3 separate regions of the Mus musculus genome follow, and all the other regions are linked to region 1. Evidence: chromatin loops called from intact Hi-C (ENCODE). Cell type or tissue: left cerebral cortex. All regions are shown on one strand.

Evidence for each region. Hi-C counts contacts between places; a loop is a spot of excess contacts. Peaks named below come from ENCODE experiments on the same cell type or tissue, not always from the same donor. Only the 100,000 strongest peaks of a DNase experiment are listed, where the experiment ranks them.
Region 2: it touches region 1 in a loop (2.8-fold over the local background); 4 of 42 quality-filtered maps call a loop at or near these places.
Region 3: it touches region 1 in a loop (2.6-fold over the local background); 3 of 42 quality-filtered maps call a loop at or near these places.

The regions. Positions count from the first base shown.
Region 1 is chr5:116,589,722-116,597,721 of GRCm38, forward strand. Srrm4 (serine/arginine repetitive matrix 4) reads right to left here and starts at 2,096. Exons shown (of 13, transcript NM_026886.3): 1 at 1,613-2,096. The coding sequence starts at 1,743. In left cerebral cortex, a CTCF peak has its summit at 3,560 (motif pointing left); DNase peaks (open chromatin) are centred at 163, 457, 1,151, 1,371 and 4 more places; H3K4me3 peaks cover 3,552 bases; H3K27ac peaks cover 2,397 bases.
Region 2 is chr5:116,649,808-116,657,807 of GRCm38, forward strand. No RefSeq gene overlaps it. Among named protein-coding and RNA genes, the nearest start is that of Srrm4, 62 kb to the left of the region's middle. In left cerebral cortex, no CTCF peak of the experiment used is centred here; DNase peaks (open chromatin) are centred at 4,886, 5,133 and 5,360.
Region 3 is chr5:117,027,781-117,035,780 of GRCm38, forward strand. No RefSeq gene overlaps it. Among named protein-coding and RNA genes, the nearest start is that of Gm30028, 14 kb to the left of the region's middle. In left cerebral cortex, a CTCF peak has its summit at 4,575; DNase peaks (open chromatin) are centred at 4,065 and 4,523.

The DNA.
Region 1 (8,000 bases):
AAATGAAAACAACAGCAAGAACCTGATTTCCTGCCCATGTGCCCATAAAATAGAAGATCATGGACCAAACACTTCTGCCACCAGACAAATTTCCCCCGGTCCCACCTGCAAGGCCATTTTCTCTGGCCACTGTAGCACTGCCGTGCCAACAGTAGATGCAGGGAGGTGAAGCCGGTGGCAGAAGACCAGGGACGTAAAAGCGCTGACGTCAAACTCTCCACCAAAAACCTCTGAGCAAGCAGACAGTGCCAGCTCTAATGACATCTGGTGTCACATGTACCCCTAGACCCCCCTACCTCTCCAGCCGGAATCAGTGGGTTTCTCCCCCCCACCCCCCACCTCCACTCACATGTCTACTCTGCTTATAGGATCTCCATTCTGCTGGTCCTTCTTGCTTCCTGTCTACCCATTCCCCCCACACTGGATGCTCCATTTGTTTAAAAGACCTGCTTGAGCATCAGTCAGAACAAAGAAAAGTTCCTGGATGTGGGCTTACTCTTCTCGGATCTATTTCTCCAGTCAGCCTTCGTCGACCCCACACTTGCTGGGAAGTTCAGAGTTAGTTGGAGCTGGATGAGGCATCTGTCAGAGGCTCTTTTCCCAGACATGTTTTCCATCTAGTCCCTAATGCAGCCTGCCAGGATTAATCAATCCTGCGAGCGCCCCCCCCCCCAGATCGTCCCTTTAACTCTCAGAACCGCTCAGCCAGCAGCAGCAAAAGATGAGTTTTTATACAGCCTTGATTTTCTCTGACAGAGGGCACAGCCCTCTCAAAGACTTCTGAATCTAACGATCTAGGAAAATATTGGGTATTTCTCTGCTGTGGAAGGCTCTGTGCCCCCTCAACCCCCTCTTGTCTTCTTTTTCTCCTGCCTTTGTATTTCTTCCCATCCTCTCCCCTCCTGTCTTTTTTTTTAACTACTGCTCCAGCACCCCAACTCATTCCAAAGTTCAAAGCCACCAGATCCTTAAAAAATAAAATAAAGTAAAACTTTCAGTATTATCTTCATGCTGACTTTGAGCTTTAGAGTTTTGGTTTTGGGTGCTGAAAAAGAAAGAATTCAACACGAGCAGCAGCTTAGGCTAAGACACGGAGGAGGGTGCTGCTTGGAGCGAGCGTATCTGAGGGAATAGCATATGGGCTTTTGTTGAAATGTTCAGAGACCCGCTAGTTTCTGGGCCAAGGGTTAGAATGCTTGTATTGAACACTGGCTGAGCTGAGTTCATGTCTTGTACAGCATCCCCTGACACCTCAAATCCACCACTGCTTTGCTCCCCTGACCTATGCACTTGGCGATAGCTCGAAAAGTTTTCAGTCAAGTACGTACCCCGAGCCACACCGCCCACCCTAAGAAAGCAAGGGGGTTTGCATAGGAGGTGCGGAGTCTGTAGGAGTGTTGTTCCCCGTCAAAAAATTCCTGTCCCTTTTCAACAGCCTCTCCCTTACACAAGCGATAATTTCTCATGTTCCGGCGTGAGATACCGGGTACGACGGGCTTAGTCCAGACACCCTGTTCCAGTTGCCTGCGTCCACCCGTCAAGATTCTGGGGCACAGGCAAGAAAAGGGGGGGGGACCTCCCAGTGTCCCTAACTCATGAACGAGGTCATTACCTTGGCATCGGCTTGCGGGCTGTGATACTGGCGACGATGATGCTCTCGGGACGCGGAGTGGCCACTGCTTTGAAGGTCCCTTTCCAGAACTTCTCAAACAGCTGTTTCTCGCCCTGCTGCAGGCTAGCCATCCTGAAAGCCCAAGGAGCCCGGGAGCCTGGGGCGCTGTCCGAAGTGCTGAAACGTGGATTACAAACCCGATGACACGCCCTGGGCTCCGGGGCGCTGTCCGCGTGAAACCCCCAAGGGGTGGGGTGGGGAGAGATCGGAGTTCAGGGCGGGGGATGGGATAGAACGGGACGTCTCGGGTTAGGCAGGCAGCGGAGAAAGAAGGTGGTTCCCCGGCTGGGTTCACCTCTTGGCTTGGCTCTGAGCTGCGCTGGGAGCAGGCTGAGCTCCGTGTCTTCGGCGAAGCAAAGCTAGCCGGCTTTCTCTACCGCGCAGAGAACAGAGAGGAGGCGACCGGGGCGTCTGCCGTGCGTGCGCGTGTGAGCTCCGGCGCGCCCGGGTTTTGTCTCTTGCACAATGTGACGTTGGAAGGGGAGGCTGGTCGCGCGAGCTGTACTTTCCTCCCTCCCCTTCTCCGTCTCCTCCTTCCCCAGCAACCCCTCCTTCTCTGGCTCAGCCTCCCGCCGCCATCTGCATAACAAAAGCCCGCAGGTCTGAGGAGGAGAAAGGGAGGGGCGAGCGCTTGTCTCTAAGGCCCCGTGGCCACAGAGTTGCGACTCTGACCCCTCTGAGAAGCGACCCCAACACCTCAAACAGAATCAAAAAGGAGATTCTTTCTCTTAGCCCTCACCCTTCCTCCATCGTCGCAGGCCTTCCCCTCAACCCTTACATGCGCACTCCCGGGCCTGGGCCACCTCCCTATCCTTTTGCAAGACTTGGGGAGCATCTTCCATTGAGGGAGCTACTAAAAAATGCCCCACCTATCCACCCACGCCAACCTGCCTTCACCCACCCCACTTCTGGGATGGACTGCCGAGGTCTGCAAAGTGTGTGTGTGTGGGTGCCCCTATGATTTTCTTTACGCCTGGGGGGCTCTTCCACCCCCCCACCCCGAAAATGCCATTTGACGGACAATCCGTCACCAGCGCGGTTTCTCGCCATCTGTCGAGCCGGCCCCCACCCGCAGAGGGGCGCAGCGTCACATCTGTGCTTGCGGCGCTATAAAGGATATCTCTTTTGTGCCTCGCAGCCGGCCTGCTTCGCGTCCCCGCTGCCAAAGCCCTCCAAAAGAACACCCCTCCCCCACCCCCCTGAGAACCCGCAGCCTGGGTGTGAAACAACAGTCCGATTTGGCAAAGAAAGACTGAGGGGGGAAGGGGGGGGAGGGCTTCCGAGGATTACAAGTAACTTTTTGGTCTTTCCATCTTCTTCCTCCCCCCTACTCTCCCAGTCCCAGCAGAGACTCAGAATCTCAAACTCCAGATGCGCAGGCAGTAGACAACAATGTCTCCCCGTTTTGCCGTAAGGGTCTTCTTAGGGAAGATATCTTAGTGAGATTTCCCCAGCCCATTTCTCCTCTGGAGCCTTTTAATACTTGGGAGTTTCACCTACCGCCAGGGTTTAAAAGTGAAACTCCTACAAGGAGCTTCTGCTAAGTCTTACAAACCTCCAAGCACTGACACCGGGTTCCACCCTGAAGGCAGAAAAAATTCTCTAATTTTTGTTGACCTAGTAGCAGTGGGGAGCGAAGACACCCCCACCCCCACCCCCAACATCAGTGCGAACTTTGTAAGTAAGTCCTTTGTAAGAGAATAGGAGGTACACGGAGGGGGGAGCAGAGTAGGGGAGAGGAGGACAGGATGGGGCAAGAGAAGCCGGGACACAGGAACAAGGAGTGAGCGTTGGCCTGGAAGAGGCTACAGGAGGAGTTTGTGTGTGATGGCTGTGTGTGATGGCTGTGTACCGGTTTAGGAGCGCCAAGCGCTCACTCCGCAGTGACCCCTTCTGGTCAGTAACTAGAAGTGCATTTTGTTGGCTTTTAAAGGGAGTAGCAGAGATTAGGAGGTGGGATGGGGTTGGGGCTGGGAGACTTGAGGACAGAGGAAAGTAAACCAGGGAGTGAACTTTCCATGTCCTGATCCCCTGCATTCAAATTCCTCATTCTTAGATTGCGTCTAGGACCTAGCAACCCTTGGATGGCTGTCACTTTAAAAGCCATCGAGCTGTCTTCCCTCTTAGCCTTGACTATTTAAAGAGAGAGAAAAAAAAAACAGTAATCAGGTCTGGGAGAGCACTCTGGGAATAAGAGGCATACAAGACTGGAGCTAGGCAAAGTCTACAAGATGCCAATGAGCCCATGCTTCGAAGCAGACAGTGCTGTGGTTTCCAAGTTGTGTGCCTCCTCGAACAAGCTCAGGGCTTAGCACCCAGACTTTCAGCGAGTGACCTCAGTTGTTGTATTAGTAATTGTCTTGTTACTGTGAGCAAATCCCTGATAAGAAGCAAACTAGGGGACGAAGGCTTTATCTGGCTCAGGGTTTGATTGAGTCCATCATGGCGTGTGGGTTGGGGACGGGGAAAGCATAGGAACCTGATGGTCCTGTTACACCGTGGTAAGAAGCCGAGGGAGATGAAAGTTGCCGCTCATCTTTTTTGGATCCTTTTTACAAAATCTGGAACAACAGGTCCATCTCTACTCAAAGCGTGTCGGGCTATTTGTCTGACTCGCCGCTGGGATGCCCAAATGCCGCTTGAAAGCCACTCTGGGGAGGCAGAACACTGTCAGTAATAGGGCTCCCAGCCTGTGATTTCCCAGATGAGGATGTGAAACAGCGGGGTTTGGGACAGATGCTGTGGGGTTTGGGACGGATGCTGTGGGGTTTGGGACGGATGCTGTGGTTCCCTATCTGCTGTGTTCTCAGAGTTGCATCAGACCTCGGGGAGTTGGGAACAGGGGTCCATGGGTACCAGGACAGGGGTGGAATCCGGTTTGGTTTTGAGTGAATGCCAAGAGTCCGGATGGGTTGGAAGAGAGAAGGCCTTCTCTGGGAGATTTAGGTGCGAGTCTTTGTGACCAAGACCTCCCCCTCCTCAGCCCTGGGCAATCTCGATGAAGGACCTTGCTTGTCCAAACTGCTTTATTTGACGGCGGATGTGAACGTATACATCTTACTCGGGGTGAAGGAGGGATTAAATACTTTTTGCAGGAAGAAATGTCCAGGAAGGGAAGCTCACTGGCTAAACACACCTGACCTATTTAAATACCTCATTAGCATGGAGAACTCCGGGTTTTTATGCTACATGACCGATTCTCAAGGTCCTCTCAGTGGGGCATCATGGTTACATGTTCCAGATCAGGTAGTTTGGCAGGGAGCTGGCCTCACATCTTCTCAATTCTGAGGTTTCCTGGGGTTTGCAGCTTGCTCAACCTTACCAGTTCTTCTGTCTGGTGTCACAGTCCCACAAAAGTGGGTCTTCCCTTGTCAGTTAACTTTCTGGAAACATCTTTATAGAAAGAGAGATACATTTCCACAGTGCTTCAAGTCCAGTCGAGTACACAAGGAAGAACTCTCCCTTCTTGCCAAAGCTTCCATTTCAATATCTTACATTACATTTCTTGGGTGATAACCCAGTATCACCAGAGCAGCCTTGCATGGTATTTCACAAAGACCGAATATTCTGGGTTTAAATAGACTGGCTTCGGGGATTAACAGAGTCAACTGGACGGGCAGGCTACAAAGCAGTCTATGGAAACTAGTTTAGTAAAGAAAATCAATTATTATCAGAGGCTAAAAGCACAGCCTCTAGAATCAGATGGAGCTGGGCGTGGTGCACAGATCTGCTACTTTTTAGGCAGATGACCTTAGGCAAGGAACTAACTCCTGCCTCAATTTTTCTACCCTCCCCATCCTAAATGGAGACATTAAAACATATTTCACATGATTCTTGTGAGGGTTACATGATTTAAACATTAGGGCTGGTTTCTCTGATAGAACTCAAAGCCTCATTCCTTTGTCATTGTATACAGTAGAGCCATCTCTGTCTCCCTCACAGTGTGCCTGCTTGCTGCCTCCCCAGGGGCTATGCCAAGAGCTGATACACATCAGCGTGTTGGTTAGTGAACAGTGAGCACACACCCGTGACACAACTGGTATTTACCCTCTGTGTGCCATCGCTGGAAGACATTGCTAATTCTGACTCGAACTCCTGGGACCAGACCTCAGAATCCTTCCCAAAACCCACTTCTGGATAGAGTTCCCGGGTAAGTTAAAACTGGCACTCTTTGTATAAAAATCTACTTCCATCCACTCCTTCAGGATGCTTCTGTCCCCGATGGTGGTATCTTTTCAGTTGTGGAAGGACAGATGGGGCAAAAGGGACTCTGCTTACACCCACGAATTCCTCATGAAGATGAACAAAGCACCCTGAAGGAGGGCAGCATCTCACTTGTTATTTTACAAACTAAGAAATCAGTGGAATGGGTTAAGCTTCTACTTTCTGTGCATGTGTATATGTATGCACATTCGTGTGTGTATGTGTGTGCGTGTGTGTGTATTGCTTGTGTGCATGTAACATGCGGCGGTCAAAAGCAACCTCAGATGTCACTCCTTAGATGACATCAATCTTTTTACTGTGTTTGTTTGTTTGTTTGTTTGTTTACTAGCAGGGGTGACTCACTGGCCTGTAACTCTCCAAATAGCCCACCCTGCGCACGGGGGACCTGAAATTCTGTCTGTTTCCGTTTTGTCTATGGTGGTACCACATGAGCTCATCTCACACTCGGCTTTTCTGAAGTAGGTTCCGAGGATTGAACTTCGGTCTTCAAGCTTACACTTGAAGCATGGCAACCACTTTGCCAACTGAGCCATCTCCTTGAGCCCTATTTATCCGTTGGTGGACTGCTTCTTCTTGAGCTGCCTATTCAACAATGAGGGATATTTCTGTCTGGAAAAGTTCTTTATAATACACAGAAAATAACTGATAGCTTTAAACATCGCTGGTTTGCAGACGTGGTGATGACCTCCGTTGTCAGCATCACAAGAAAAGACAAAACCCACATGTTACTCACACTGTGGTGGAATTTATTTTAAATTTAAATTTGATTAAGCTCTTACAATACTTCCCAGGATAGAGGAAAATGCAGGGAAACTTTCCTGTCAAACCACAGCAGAGCGCAGATGACAGAACAGTGAAATTTCTCACAAACAGTAAAGGAGACAGAGGGATGGCTGTGCACAGTGGGGAGGGGTCCTGGTTACCCTTAGTTTTGTGACACAATGTTGAGGCATCTGTGAAGAGGAAACCTCAATGAAGGAAGTGCCCAGAACTGATTGGTCCATGAGGTGTCTGTGGAGCTATGTCCTGATTCCTAGTGGATGTAGGAGGGACCAGCCCTCTGTGGGCGGTACCATTCCCCCATGCAGCCCTCTGTGGACAGTGACGTTCCCCATGCAGTCCTCTGTGGGCGGTGCCATTCCCCATGCAGCCCTCTGTGGGAGGTGCCATTGCCCACGCAGGTGGGACAAGCTGAGCTTGAGCCTGTGAGCCAGTTAGCAGCTTTCCACTGTGGTTTCTGCTTCAGCTCCTTCTTGAGTCCTTGCTCTGATTTCTCTCGAAGATAGTGACATGGAATTGTACATCAAATAAACCCTTTCTGCCCCAAGCTGTTTTATATCAAAGTGTTTTGTCATAGCAGCAGGAATGAGAACAGAACAGAGAGGGGCAGCAAGTGAACACTACAGATGGGATGCCTGCAGGGTGTGTCTTCATCCACAGCAAATGGGCCTTATTTGACTTTGTCGTCAGCATCCCAGCACTGTGACAAAATGACTAATACAACCAATTTTAAAAGAAAGGTTTGTTTGTGCTTGTGGTTTTAGAGTTTTCAGTCCATGGTTGATTGGTGTGATTGCTTTGAAATCCATGGTGAAAAAGACATCAGGTGCTGGAGCAGAGCAAACTGTTTGCCTTACACCATGCACTTGTGTTCTTTTTAATACACAGAAAATATGTGATAGCTTTAAACATCGCCGGTTTGCAGATGTGGTGATGACCTCCATTGTCAGCATCACAAGAAAAGACAAAACCCACACGCACTCGCGCACACATACACACAGAGAGACACACGCACATGCACGTGAAGGAGGAGAAAGAAAGGGGGGAGGAGGAGGAGGAGGAGGAGGAGGGGGGGAGAGGGAGAGGGAGAGGGAGAGGGAGAGGGAGAGGGAGAGGGAGAAGAAGAAGAAGAAGAAGAAGAAGAAGAAGAAGAAGAAGAAGAAGAAGAAGAAGAAGAAGAAGAAGAAGAAGAAGAAGAAAAAGAAGAAGAAAAAGAAGAAGAAAAAGAAGAATCCCAGATCCCAGTCATCTTTTGAAGGGCTCATCTGCAGCAACCTACCATCATTCCACTGGTGACCAGGCCTTTAATACATGGGGAGGAGGT
Region 2 (8,000 bases), 60 kb after region 1:
AAATTGGTAAAAAATAGATTTTATTTTTAAGGTTCAATGATAGGGTGGCATATGGCTTATCAGGAGATGGGTATGCTAATTAGCTTGGTGGGATCTCTTTTACAGGGTGTGTATAGATCAAACATGGTGTGCCATCAATGTCCTCGCAGTTAATATTTCACACTGAATAAAGCTGTAGTTCTGAGGGAGAGCACAGGCTCTCCCCACTTCCTCACAGCAGGGTGGAGGGTCACTTTTGAAGGGTGATCTGAGCAAATTATGTCTTCGTCTGCCATACGAAAATGAAAAGAGGTATTTTTTTTCCTTTCTAAATACCATACTGACAATTCGTGTCCGTTATAAAAATTTGAATAGCATAAAAGAACAAATTGGAAAAGGTTAAAAACCACTTTCCACTGCTAGTAATTTGGAAAACACATTTATTTTCTATGCAGAAACACACATTTGGATATTTTATGTAAACAGTATGTTTTAATGCCAGTTTTATAGCTGACTTTAAAAACTTATCGTGTTTTATTTGAAAAGAAAAAAAATGTAGACCTTTCCAAACAACCCAGTATTAATAATCTAGCATGTGGCCACTTTGTGGTTTAAGGCTACATGAGAGTTTGAAAACTGCTTCTACTCACATTGCTTTTTTAATCACTGTGGCAATGTGCGCCTTGTCTTGTCAGGGGGAAAGTGAAAGCTTTGTCGTCCCTAATTTCCTGAGGAGAAAACTAAAACCCAGAGATGCGTGGTAGATTAGGCTTGCAGGTGACAGAGGCAAGGTCTGAAGTCCCCACTTCTCGCCCCGGTCCCTTCACTCTCCGAGATACATTCTCTCATCCCCACTTTAGTGGGGTGTTGTTAGGGAAACACCAATGATTGACACAAGGGATCCAGCCCTGTTCCGTCCTGCGATCACCACACAGCCCCACCTTCCTCAGAGTGGGCTTCCGAGGAGAGCTGGTTTGGATGTCTTGGAGGTTCCACTTCTCGTTGCACATCTATGGAGACCATACTATCAAAAATTCAGTGGTGACAGCCTATGTTACAATTCCCCCAAGAGACACGTTGGTTGAGGGAGAAGGGAGCATAGGCTGGGGGTAAGGAGAGGAGGGTCTTTGACTGGATGCTTAGAAGAGTGGCGCAGCAGTAGTCACAGCCACGTCCGTGCTTTTTAGATTCTTTACAAGCTCTCAAATGAGGACTTGCGACGGAAAGAACTTGGTTCTGACATAATCCGTTATTTGATATTAATTTAGTATTAATTGATATTAATGTTTTAATCACTGCTCTCAGTAAATAGCAGTAATAACTGGTGGAGTTGATCCCAGTGCAAGGCTGTTATTGCTTAGGAATGGTTCTGGGACAGAGGACTCCTTAACTCAGCCCTCAGATCTCCCCACTCAGCTGACCTAGGTCATGGGTTCAAAGCCTGCATAGACTACTTAATATATCTTCTCTCAGCCCCAAATAACACATGTTTCCTTGGATATCTCATAATGTGTAAAATTGGTAGACCTTCAGGTATTAATATTTGTCACTGTGAAAAGGGACCTTGTGTCTATGTTTGGGAGATACTTGACTAAACAATGATAACAACGACAACAATAACAATATACAGAGAGAAAGCAAGCTTCCATATTGCAGGACTTGTCAGAGCCTTTTATTTGTGCCTCTCTGAGGAGCAGTTATAGCCTATCAGTAGTGACATTTTAGTTGCATAGAAAAGAATTTAGTTTAAACAAGAACGAATTGGTTCATGTGGCTTTCAGTCCTAGGATTGCATTCTCTCCCAGTTAACTGGGTCTGGGTTTCCATCATACCATCTGCTCTCCCTCCTGAGACCCCCCCTCCTTCCTCCATTCTGGTTGTAATCACATTCTTTTGTTTGTTTGTTTGTTTCATATTTGGCCTTGAAAACTAGCTTACTAAATATTATATTTTTACTTATTCACTTTATATCCCACTTACTGTCTCCATCCCTGTCACCCCTTCCCACAATCTTTCCCTCCATCTTCTCTCCCCTTGTCCTCTAAGCAGGAAAGGGCCCTCTGGTTAGTGCCCTCACTCTGCATATCAAGTCTATTCAGGGCTAGGTGCCTCCTTTCCCACTGAGGCCAGACAAGGCAGCCCAGCTAGAAGAACATATTCCGTGGACAGGCAACAGCTTTTGGGGTAGCCCCCGCTCCAGTTGTTCAGGACCCACATGAAGGTCAAGCTGCACGTCTGTTACATTTGTGTGTAGTACCGTTGTTATCTCCCTTTGTTCCTTTCTCCTCAGCTACCAGAACCCATCTTCTGTTTGCTACTATCATTAGGGTTTGCATTTGACCGTGACATTTTGAGCTCACACACTAAGATCGGAAGACAACATTTCTCACTAATGAACAACCTTGGGTCACAGACCCAAACATGATTCAACCCGTGTGGCCAGAAGTGTGGAGTGGTCTGATTAACCAGATGGAATGAACCAGACACGGAATCATCAAGATTGTGACAACAGCTGCGACTACCCTCCAATTACTTAGCATTCTCTCATTCCGGGGGTGGGGGTGGGGTGGGGGGAGAGTTATTTAAGAAATGCTGATTTGGTACAAACCAGTTTCAAAGGCTTGAAAACGCAATCACCATTTTTAGCGATCATTTTCGGGTGTCTATTATGTGTCTATTACTGTCCATGGGAGTCGGATACAAAGATGCACAAGACTAAGACCTTCATATAGCACAGAGTTGAGAAGGTAGTGCTCCCTGAGTTACGCTAGAGGTGGGAAGAAGTGGCCCCGGGAAGCCAGAAGACAGGCCACCTTGATCTGGAATGAATGGTCACCTATAGCAGCTGGAGACACTGAGTCTGAGTGGACTCAGGTGTCTAGCTATGGAGGGTTACCTATGTCTGTCTCCCTCAGTATTCGAGCTTCTGCCTTCACTTGGAGTTGATTGATAATTGCTGGTTGACAGTTGTTCCAACCCTGATAACAGCCTTAGTGTTCAGCCAGGAAATACAGCTAAAGACTCCTAGAGACGGCAGACGCACTGTCTCTTCATCCTCCCTGCGAACATTGCCCTGGAGCCACTGTTCCTGTTTCACCCAGTGAACTAAGTCCTTAACTTTCCTTTCTCCATGGAGATGCTTCCTCGACGCTCTCAGGAGTAACTCTGCAGCCGGGGTTCACACAATTGCATTTCATTTGTTCTTGGTTACTGTGATTGTTGCAGGGATGATGGTGTGACTGAAACACAGACAACAGTGTTTATCTTGCATATCTTTTGCACAGGTGTATGTGCACATGTTTGTGTACATGCAGGCTCATGGGTGTGTGTGTGTGTGTACATGCAATATAAAGTGATCTAGAGCATATCTCAGGTGTCATTATGTAGATGACATACATCTTTCACATTCTATCCATCCATCCATCCATCCATCCATCCATCCATCCATCCATCCATCCATCTATCTGTACTGGCTGGTTTTCTGTGTCAACCTGACACAGGCTGGAGCTATCACAGAGAAAAGAGCTTCAGTTGGGGAAATGCCTCCATGAGATCCAGCTGCAAGGCATTTTCTCAATTAGTGATCAAGGGGGGAGGGCCCCTTGTGGGTGGTGCCATCTCTGGGCTAGTGGTCTTGAGTTCTATAAGAAAGCAAGCTGAGCAAGCCAGGGGAAGCAAGCCAGTATGTAACATCCCTCCATGGCCTCTACACCAGCTCCTGCTTCCTGACCTGCTTGAATTCCAGTCCTGACTTCCTTTGGTGATGAATAGCAATGTGGAAGTGTAAGCTGAATAAACCCTTTCCTCCCCAACTTGCTTCCTGGTCATGATGTTTGTGCAGGAATAGAAACCCTGACTAAGACACTATATATCTACCTATCTATCACCTATCTATCTATCCATCTATCACCTATTAGCCATCTATCTAATCTATCATTCATATCTGTCTATCTATCTATCTATCTATCTATCTATCTATCTATCTATCTATCTATCTATCATCTATATATCTATATCATCTACCATCTCTATCATCTCTATCTATCATCTATATATTTATATCATCTATCATCTATATCATATCTATCTATTTATCTATCTATCTATCTATCTATCTATCTATCTATCTCATCTCTGTCTGTCTGTCTTTCTGTCTGACTGGATAGGATCTCCCACTGGCCTAAAATTCACTGAGTAAGCTGAATGGCTAGTAAGTCCCAGGGACCCATCCACCTGTTTCCACCTCCCTAGAGATGTGGTTATGGGTGCAGGATCTGCTGTGCCCAGCATACACATGGGTCCTGAGGACAGAATTCAGGTCCTCACAACTATGCTGTCTCTACAACTGTCTCGAAATACTTCTTATATAGTCGTATTTCAAGAAAGCTATCTTTTTTCCCTACAGTGGGAAAGCAGATAAAAGTGGAGATCTGAACTTGACCCTGTATCCTCCCACAACTTTGTGGTTTAAATTAGCCTCTTTGTTCTCTGTCACGGTTGATTCTGATTGTCAACTTGACAGAATTGAGAATCACTTAGAAGCTTGACTAACACAGACCTGTGGGTGTGTCTATCATAGAGTTTCGGTGAGGGGGGCGGGCGGGGGGAGGGTCAACAGAGAAGAAAACTCACTGTGAATGTGAGTGGCATCCTCTCATCAGGTTAGGACCCAGGCAACATAAAAAGGAAGAGGAAGCAAGCACCAGCATACTCTACTTCCCTCTGCCTCCTGCTCACAGAGCACAGGAGAGCAGCCCCCATCATCCCCGCTGCCCTGCATGGGCCCGATTCCTTGAAACAATGAATCAGAATAAACCCTTCCTGTCTCACACTGTCTCTGTCAAGCAGATGATCACAATGACTAAGCGAGGTGGGGGCATTTAGTACATGCTCCAAAATGTTCACATTCTTCAGCCTGTGTCTGCCTACTGGAAGCTCCTCAGGAATTCTAGGAGATGTTGGAAACTCACTCGTGGAAGGAAACAATGTAGCCAATAAGTCTCTCTTCTCATTCACCATTTTTTAGGGCTATTACTCATACTACGGCAAACTTGTCTACGCAATTCTACAACCTTGAGTGAGTCCTCATCCCTTTCCTGCCTCTAGATTTACTTTGCCTGCATCTGTGTCACTATGTTTGGATCCGTGCCCAGTCAACTCACACACTACAGAGCCCAGATCGCTTTGGGAGCCCAAATCTGACCACTTATGGCTAAAAACCAAGGTAAACACCTGCAAAGAGGCATCCTGATTCTTTGGCTTCACCTAAAATCCTCCAAACTGTCCAGAGTTATTCACTGTTGGTGGGAGTGTAGGCTGGCGTAGCCGAGATAGAAATCAGTGTGGAGATTCCTCACAAAGTTGGAATAGACCACCATGTGACTCCATGATATTCCACTCCCAGGCATATATCCAAAGGACTCTGCTTGCTAGTGTAGAGGCGCGTGCTCGTACACACCCACTGCTTTTTCTAACAATAGCCAGCTCGTGGAAGCAGCGTAGGTATTCATCAACTGATGGGTGAATGGGGAGGGAAACGTGGAATGCGCATAATGGAATTCCATTCAGCTGTAAGGAAAAATGAAATTAAGAATTTTGCAGGCAAACAGAGGGGATTGGAGATAATTATACCAAATGAGGTAACTCAGGCTCAGAGAAACAAATGCCATGTGCTCTTTCCCATATGTGGATCCTAGATTCAAATCTTTAGTTTTATATGTTTGGTTTGGAATATCTATGGAAGCCAGGAGACTAGGGGCCTCTGGGTGGGGTGTCTTGGGTGAGAAGAGGCCGTAGAACAGAGGTAATAGGAAAGTAGAACGGAGAACAGGAGATATGTAAAGGTTCAAGCTGGGATTGAAGTCAGTGGCAGATAGGAGAGACAAGGGAGACAAGGACAGAAGTTAACCAAAGGACATATGGAAAAGCCATATGGAAACCCCATTAGTTACTATGTAAACCAATTAAAAAGATAAGTGACTTAGTCTTAGAGTTGGTGGGGCTTAGTCATTAGTGGGCGGGACTAAGTCTTCGAGTGGGTGGGGCTTAGGGTGGGCAGGACTTAGTGTTAGAGTGGGAGGGGCTTAGTGTTAAAGTAGGCGGGGCTGTTGCTAGTGGGCGGGCTTAGTATTAGAGTGGGGGGAGTTAGTCTTAGAGTGGGCATGGCTTATTCTAAGAGTGGATGTGGTCTGGTCACTAGTGGGCAGGGCTTAGCCAATAGTGGGCAGTACTTAGGGCTATAGTGGGAGGAGCTTAGCCTTAGAGTGGGTGGGGCTTAGTCACTAGTGGGTGGGGCTTAGTCACAAGTGAGTGGGACTTGGTGTTAGAGTATGTGGGCCCTAATCACTAGTGGGCAAGTTTTAGTCACTAATGGGCTGGGACTTTGTCTTAGAGTGGGCGAGGCATGGCCATTAGTGGGTGAGACTTAGTCTTTAAGTGGGTGGGGCTTATTCTTAGAGTGGGCGGGCCTAGTCTTGGAGTGGACAAGATTTAGCCACTAGTGGGCAGGGCTTAGTGAGAAAATAGGAGGGAGATGTCCAGTATTGCTGGATAATGTCATTCTTAAAACTCTTGGTATTATTAAACAAAGCCACAGTGCTTGGTATAGGATACCTCCTGTCTTAGTTGGAAGTTTACTGCTGTGAACAGACACCATGACCACGGCAACTCCTAGGACAACTTTTAATTGGGGCTGGTTTCCAGGTTCAGAGTTTCAGTCCATTGTCATTAAGGTGGGAGCATGGCAGCATCCAGGCAGGCATCGTGCAGGATGAGCTGAGAGTTCTACATCTTCGTCTGAAGGCTGCTAGGAGAAGACTGGCTTCCAGGAAGCTAGGACAAGGGTCTTACAGCCTATCCCCACAAGGGACACATCTACTCCAACAAGGCAACGCCTTCTAATGGTGCCACTCCCAAGCATATTCAAACCACCACACCTCCCCGTGAATTGTTGATCAGAAGAGGCTCCAGAGGTCCCCAGGAGAGTACAGGCTATTGCCATTACTATGGGCTGTTTACCCATAATAATACTTATATGATAAGACCTTACTGTTGAAAACACCACATGTTTTGGCTGTAAGATATACAGAAGGCTGGCACTGTGCTGGAAGCTCCCTCCTTAGTACTGATTTTGATAGTACTGCAAGGTGGTGTGCATCCTACTGGGGCAAATAAGACATCAATGGTCATACTGAGTGGCAAACTCTATGAACTGCAGCACCACATAAGCAGTGCTCACTGGTGCAATTGTGGCATGGCTGTTATGGTGGCAATCAACCACTCTCAGAGTGTACTTGAGGTCCATTCCATGAAGGGAATCCATGTATGATTCTGTAAACCCACTAGAAGTTATAGCTGTGGATGTCACAGACCCTAGGGGGAGCTTATTGTTGTGGCTTTGGTAAATGGGCACAGCACCAAACCCCTGCCTAAATGTTTATGTCTATGCCAAGAGACAACTACTCTTCTCAGCTTTGATCTGAGAAAGTAGTCTTTGCAACCAACAGCAGTGAATAAAGAGACTCATGATGATTAAGATGCTTAGAATACAGGGTAGTTTAGTGCTCAGCCCTAATAGGACATTTAAACCACTCCCTCTAAGTCCCAGGATAAAGCTAGAGAGAGAGAGAGAGAGAGAGAGAGAGAGAGAGAGAGAGAGAGAGAGAGAGAGAGAGAGAACGAGAACCAGAAAACAGAAAATCAAGATGTGAGATGTTCTCTTTGGGGTATAACTCAGACATTATAAACATGGTCCCTAAGCAGCCGTGGTTGCCCTAGGATGGCCCACAGGCAATCAGGAATAGGTTCATAGATCCTCCCATCCCCCCACTGGATCCATCCAGTCAACAGATGGATCCTGGGTAAAAGGTAGTCATTTATTTCCGTTGTGTAACTGAAACTGAGCCCACCAGGCTCCAGTGGATAGCTTTAAGCCTGTGGCCACAGAAATGGTCCCAGGAAAAAAATAAGAGGGTTCCAGAGAAAAATCAAACATGTGTTTCCCACAAACATGTGGGAAAGGA
Region 3 (8,000 bases), 440 kb after region 1:
GCCTGGACAACTACCCAGATGCCCCCTTGACCCCGATTCCATTGCCTGAAACAGGTCCTCATCAACAGCTGGCCACTACCTAGCTCCATGCAGCCTTTTCCTGTCAACGCAACCACCATCAAAAATGCCCAAGGACATAAATGGATTAGGAAACCATCATGCACCATGTAGTGGCTATTCCTGGTTGTCAACTTGACAATATTTGAAATGAACTACAATCCGGAATTGGAAGGCTCACCAGTGATCCTCATCTGGAGGCTTGGAGATCCTTATCTGGATCTTGGTTTGAAGATCTTGAGCCATAGTGGCTATGGATTCCAGAAGATTGAATCTCCGAGTTTAAGGAACACACCTTTAATCTGGGCTACACCTTTCATCTGGGATTAAAGGTGTGGTGGAACACACCTTTAATCTGGGCTACACCTTCTGCTGGAGACAATATAAGGACATTGGAAGAAGGGAGTCTAGCTCGAGCTCTTGCTCCTTCGCCTGCTTGCTGCGTGAGACTGAGTAACTGCTAGATCCTTGGACTTCCATTCACAGCTGCGACTGAACAATTGTAAGGAATTGGGCTGCCAACTGTAAGTCATCAATAAATTCCTTTACTGTCTAGAGACTGTCCATAAGTTCTGTGACTCTAGAGAACCCTGACTAATACACACCACAAGGGGAAAAAAAAAAAGAGAAATACACAGGCCCGAAATGACCAACAACAGCAAACACTTGGGCTGGGGAGATGGCTCAGTGAGTAGAGCTTGTCCTGCAAGCACCAAGATGTGAGTTCACCCTCAGAATCCATGTTTATTGGAGTGTAGGGAAAGCCAAGGAACACCAAAGCTAGGCGGAAAGATCAGCTGCTAAAGTCACCACCCAATCTGGATGCAAGATCAGGCTGACGCTGAGCTAGAACCTTCCTTCCTGCCTGCTAGTTTTCATAGTCCTAGAAAACTCAGGCTGACAGAATGTCACCCTCAGGTCTTCCCAGAGGTGGATCCTACAGATTACCAGCACTGACCTCCAGGAAAGATGTGGCCACTAGTGTGGTGGTACCATGGCTTTTGTGAGGGTAACCAGCCACTCTCTGGTGGAATTTGAAGCTTGCCTCACAAATAGGAAACCCATGCCTTGCATTGTAAACCTGGAATGGCCACAAAATCTGGGGGGCACAGATTCCTGTTGTTCTGTTAAATGTACATGGTGTCAGACTACATTCTATAGCCCCGTGCTTTCACACATAGACTGGTGATGCTCTCAGCCTTGGTCAGAGTGGACAGCAGTTAACAATATGTTTCTCCAGCCACAAAGAATACTTTATTTTTAAAAATTGTTTTCCCGCAGGCAAGATTATATAAACTTTTACTTCCACAGCTGAGGAAGTCATGTGGATCCCTAGGGCTCACTGGCCAGCCAGACTAACCAAATCCATGAGTTCCAGGTCAGTGAGAGGCCCTGGTATTAGTCATTTCTCTATTGCTATGAAAACATCATGACCAAGGCAACTTACAAAACAAAACATTTCATGATTGTAGACAGCCTAGAGCCCATATCTTCGGCAAGCAGAAGGCAAAGAGGTACACTAGGAATGTCATGAGTCTTTTGCAACCATTGATGGCACTTCCTGTAACAAGGCCACACCTCCTAGTCCTTCCCAAATAATTCTACCAACTAGAGACCAAATACTTAAACATATAAGCCTATGGGGAACATTCTCACTCAAGCCAACATACCATGTCTCAGAAAACAATGTGGAAAGCAGCTAAGGAATGACAGCTAAGGCTATCCTCTGGCCTCCATACACACAAACACACACAGGCATGCATATGCACACATACATGTTCAAGACACACAGAGAAGGGGGTTAGTTGGGAAAGGATGGAAACCAGAGAAAGTGGAAGAGGCACCAGAGGGTAATTAGGAGCTAATGTAATCAAAATCAAATGCATTATACCCAGGTAGGATGATGATGTAATGAAATTCGTTATTATGCATAATTAGCATATGCTAATGAGAACTTGGGGAACATCTTCTGGAAGCCTCTCTCACAAAGGCACTCCTGGTGAATGCTCATTTCACATAAAAACCTTGTAAGCAAAGGCAGGAACTTAAGCCTTACACAAGTTTTAAATTGGTGAGAAGTGAGACTCCCCGCTAACTGCCGTCCAGTTCCTGCCACAGAGACAGAAGTCATTGTGAGGGAATGCACAGTGCCTCAGAGGCTGTCTGTATTGGCTTTCCAACAGTCCAAGCCACAAAGAAATCAAAGTGTGATTGGGTCCACTTAAAGCCAACACAACTCAAACACCAAGTCAATACAGAAAGCAAAACTTTATTGTAATTAAGACACTCGAGATCAATCGAGGACACAGAAGAGACTCCAAAGCTGAACTGTGACCCCAAGCCAGAATGTTCCAGAGTTCTTATGCCTGAAAACCACAAATATCTGTGCCAAGTTACAGTTACATTTTTCAGGGATAGGTAGCTTTCCAGGGGATGTTTTCTTCTGCGGTACATGGCATCCATAATCAGGAAGTAGAGAGTGGAGAATCAGGCTGCTACTCTGCTCTAAATTTCTCTTCCTGGGGAATGGTGCCACCCAAAGTGGGCAGATCTTCCCATTCTCAATGGTTGGTTTACTCAATTGTCTTGGAGCAACTTACACAACATTCATGTCTGAACTTGCCAACCAGGATGAAAGTCATCCAGGGAGGTCTTGAGAACTGAAACTTCATTTGTTCCTCTATTCAAAATGGAAGTTTGAGTAAAAATGCCTTCAGTTTGGTTCCTTCTTACAATGGGAGAAGAAAATGGAAAGGGGCAGAGGAAGTTACTCTGCAGAGAGGTGTAACTTTAATTTTTTTTCAAATCCTATTCTTATGAAGGTTCTTAAACACTTTAATCTCCCTTGTAGCTCACCACCCACCAGAGGTAGTAGGAAAGGAAGTTTGGGGTGGGGGGGGGGGGGAAGTGGACCTGTTTAGAATGATTCTTTAGAGCAACTCCTGTCTGTGTTTTCTGGAAATCAGTAGTTCAGTTCACAGGTCAGCAGCTTGATCCACTCACAAACACCTCATGGATACACCAGCAGTCCAGTTCGGTAGAGTCAGGTCCGCAATAGCAGTGACATGGCCTAGCAGAGACAGCCAGGCCTCAGCCTAGGCTTGAGTCAGCAGGAGGGACCAGAAGGAACACCAGGAGAAGTGCTTGGCTGTGCCTCTCTCAGGGAAGCTAAGATCAGCGAAGCCATGAGACCTGTAAGCACTGCACAGCTAGTTGTACCAACAAGCCAAGCTCCGTCTCCATCACTCCATCAAGTTCTATGTATACCCTCCAGACATCACGTGTCCTCCATGTGCTTTGCCTCAACACAGATCTTGCCTCAGCGTGTGCTTCCAATCAGCCCCAGTCCATGGAGCCCCAACAAATGGAGTTCAACTACACAGTCTATGGAAGACCAAGACATGGGTGTTGTCAGGAAAGAATCCTTCATCACACGTCCTTTCACATGCTTGCATAAGCAGAACATCTTCTCTCCTTGTGTCTGCTTCAGTGAAACATTCCTTCATGAGTCTGCCTTAGCCTTTCAGCCGTATCCACCTCAGGAAAACACTCCTTCACATCACGTTTGCCCCAGGAAAATACCATCCAGTACAACTGACTCTCCAAAAAAAACCCTTAAGTTTCCACTTCAGAGAGCATCGTGGGAAGTATAGAGATCACCAAAAAAAAAAAAAAAAAAAAAAAAAAAAAAAAAAGGCTGCCTTACCATAATCCAATCCCATGATGCTCTGGGGTCTATGAGAGTTTGCTGTTAAACACAGCCACGTGACTTTATTTCTATTCAGGAATCAGAAGAGTCCTGAGGAAGAGACCCACTGAGCCCACCGAATACCCTCTCTCAAAGGCAGAATGAGTACGAGAAGGGCTGACTGGCTGCTCTCTCTCCTTCAGCCCTTGCCACTCAGGAACTCACATTCCATCTTCTCCTTGGAAGAAACTGAGCAGAACCACACACACACACACACACACACACACACAAGTCTGGATGGAACTCACAGGGCTTCGAAACTGAGGAATCTAAACAGAAGAACTATTCTAGACTTTGCATAGTGTTTGAAAGTTCTTTAGGTGGTGGTTATAAATAGCTACTGACCTGCTAAACTGACATCAATGCTTCGGTGCTTTGAAAGAGTGAAGAAGGGAGAGGCTATTTTAAGCGGCAGAAACTTTCATGACCACCTATCTCTTCTGTGCCTGTGATGATGCAACTTTGATCGTCTGCCTCTGTCAGCCTGGTTTGAGCCATCAGAAGCCCACTACTAAACACCCTGTTCCTATTACTTCTTCATTTGATATTTTAATTGAACGAGCACCGTCATTTCCCGGCCAACAGTCCCCATCTGCCGCTTCTCCATTTTTTTTCTTTTCCATGGGAGCGCCTGAGGCAACACCCCTTCCTGGAACCAGATCTGCTCTCCCTGGCTTCCTCTGAAAATCTACTCTGTTTCCTGAAGCTAAAGCCATCCGCCTGCTGGAAGCAAATCTGTCCTAGCGGTGTCCCTCTGGAGGCCACCATCTGGGTTCTGAGCTACCCTGATGGAGGGGGAGTTGGCAGTGCAGCGAGTCTGCCTCTGTGGGCTCCAAGCCAGCCTTTGCACACCGTGGCCTTTGGAAGGGGCCCCTTCGAGTTGAACAACTGCCAGTGCAGCATCCAGTCAAATAATGGCTTGGTTAAACAAATGGGCCCCATCTTGCAGATGGTAGAAGAAACCAGGACACCGTGAGGCAAACAGGGAGAGAACTAGAAAGATGGCTCAGAGGTTAGGAACACTTCCTGCTCTTGGGAAGGGACCATGGTTCAGCTCTCAACACCTACATCGTGTTCATACATGCAAGTAGGCAAAACAGTTATACACACCAAATTCAAGTAAATAGATTTTTTTAAAAAACAACTCAACTCTGTTTTTTGTTTTGTTTTGTTTTGTTTTGTTTTGAAGACAGGGTTTCTCTGTATAGCCTTGGCTGTCCTGGAACTCACTCTGTAGACCAGGCTGGCCTCGAACTCAGAAATCTGCCTGCCTCTGCCTCCCAAGTGTTGGGATTAAAGGCGTGCACCACCACTGCCGGGCAACAACTCAACTCTTGTAGGTTCCAAAAACAGAAGGATAGTTATGGCCTGAGTCATAGCCTTTCCCCAGATGTATAGGTTATGAATTCAGAATAGATACAGAGCAAACACGTTCGTACTCTGTGCCAGAGTCGACAGAGACAGAGATGGTACATCCCAGACCAGCCTCATCTTAAACTATTCTCTCTGTGTAACTTATTTCCATCCTGCTGCACAAAATGTCTGCCCAAGGTAATTTAAGGAAGGAAGGGCTTATTCGGACTCACTGTTCAGAGCCCGCCATGGTGGGGAGAGCATGATAGCAATGGCTTCCAGACAGCTGGTTACATGTATTTATGTACATGTGAGTGTGTATGTGTGCATGAATATATGTGTGGTATGTGTGTGAAAGAGAGTGTATGCATTGTGTGTAGTGTGTATGTATGGTGTGTGTGTGTGTGTGTGTGTGTGTGTGTGTGTGTATGTGTGTGTGAGAGAGAGAGAGAGAGAGAGAGAATATGTGTGGTGTATGTTTGTGTGTGGTGTGTATATGAGAGAATGTATGTGTTATATGTGTAGAGTGTATGTGTGCATGGGAGTATTTGTGTGGTATGTGTGTATTTGCATGTATGTGGGTATAAATGTGGTATGGTGTGTGTGTCTGTGTGTGTGGTGGGTATTTGCATACAAAGCTATACACATTCCACGGTGCATTTGTGAAGACCAGAGGACAACTCTTTATGTGTCAGTTCTTTCCTCCTATCTTACTTTGAGGCAGAGTCTCTCTTGACTCTGTCCCTATGGTACGTTCATGAGCTTCTAGCCAGTCCTTCTATCTCTTCTCCCATCTTGGCTGGGGTGACATATGCAAGCCACCAAGCTGAGTTCTAAGAATGGAAGTCTGGTCTTCAGTGTTTTTTGCTTGCTAAGCCATCTTTCCCAGCCCTCATGGTGCTAAATTAAAAGTTCCTAGACACACCAAGATGAGCAAAAAGAAGCGAGTCCAAAGTAGTTCATGGTGTTTTCTTTTACCCAAAATACCGCCATTTTGTTCTATCCTGTGAACGGGAGGCCTAGGAGAGCAGCGGATGCCTGACTGGCACCATTTATTACAGCAGGCATTGACAGATGTGTTCTTCTGCACAAAGCCAACTGGTAGACACCAGCTCTGCTCCAGGAATCATGCTCATCAGAGACACTCCAACATAACAGACAGGACCCCCCTCCATCCCTGGGCAAGGAATAAGACATATTTAAAACTCAGAACTTAATGTCACTCCTCTTTCAGGAGGAATGATGTTGGAAAAAACCCAAATATTAGTCAACTGATGGGTATACAGGTCAGATGGAATATTAGTCAGCTCTCAAAAAGAATAAAGTACTTATTTGTGATCAGTATGAATAGACTATGCTAAAAGAAATAATCCAGCAATGAAAGGCTATACATTTCCTCCGTTCTGTTCTCATAAAATGTCAAGAAGTGTCAAGCCCTGATACAGAAAGCAAATTTATGGAGTGTGAAGTAGGTGTAGTTGAGAATAAGTATGTGGTCTCTTTGGTTGACAAAATGTCCTAGACATAGATTTTCATGTTGGTCACACAACTCTGTGACTACGGAGTTGAAAAATTGAAGGACTGTGGTCTCCGAGAGACGATAGACCCTGTCCTCTCCAAGCTGCTTCTGATCAGGGTGTTTATCTCAGCAACAGAACGCTAGCTAAGACAGTCACCATGCCCACAGAAGCCATCTCTTGCCCTCAGAAGGTCCTGGGGGATGCACACAAGGGGTATCACCCACACTTGAGAAGACAGGAGGAAGAGGAAGTCTAGACAGACCTTAGAAATGGACTCAGAGCTGTCTGTGCCATCTAGCAAGGGCAAGCGGTTGAGTAGCTAGCTAACGGGCCACACTGCTCATTGCAAGTCAGAATTAGAAGACCTTCTGGGTTTTCATTCACACTGGGTCCAAAAGAAACCCCCTTTCTAATCCACTCTGCCTGTTGGAGACAAAGCGTCTTCCCTACAGACACAATGCATTCGCACAGAGCATTGGCAGGTGTTCTTTACTGAGCACCTCATCTGCAGCCAGTTTTGGACAGGATTCTGGGGAGTAGGGGGACCAAGGCTCTCGGAAAGGCAGCAGCATCTATAGGACAACACATTCGGCAGATGTCCACAGGGCTGCAGAATGGGCAAAGTGATGGAGCAGCTGCCACAAGCCTGGAATGAAACACATCATCCAACCCGAGAAGATGAGGAACAGGGGACCCCTAGGAAAGGAGAGCCCATGCAAGGAAGGGTAAAGCTGCTATGCCTGTCACCCAAGCACACAGGAGGCTAAGGCAGGAGGATCATGCGTGATGAGATGAGTCCAAACTATATAGTGAAACCCTACCTGGGGGTGGCAGGGAAGGTTCAAATACCCAACTACCTATTGGGCTATTTCCTAGGAGACAGGGAGAGCCAGCCTCAGCATCCGCATCTAGCACGAGAGATAATCATCTTGTGGTACTCAGCATAGTGGCTGGGTCACATAAAGCGCTCAATAAAGTCTCGGCAATAATTGCTACGGAAAGGTTTTAGAAGACTCATTATATGATAATACTACCAGCCATTCATACGACACCTGTTGTTCGAGAGACACTTACCTGTCGCCGTCAGGGCACTGGTAATGTTGTGCACACTGCACTCTTCTGAATATTTATCACAGCTTGAAAATGCACCCAAAGGGCAGTCCCCGCCTGCTGTCTCCCACCAGAATGAGAGCCCCGCAGAGGAGGAGCCTATAGCTAATAGTGACACGGGAGCTAAAGTTCAGTAGGGTCTGAGGAGGCAGCTCGGCTGAGAGAGTGCTTATCTGGCAAATGTGTGGACCTTAGTTGGATCCCAGAACCCA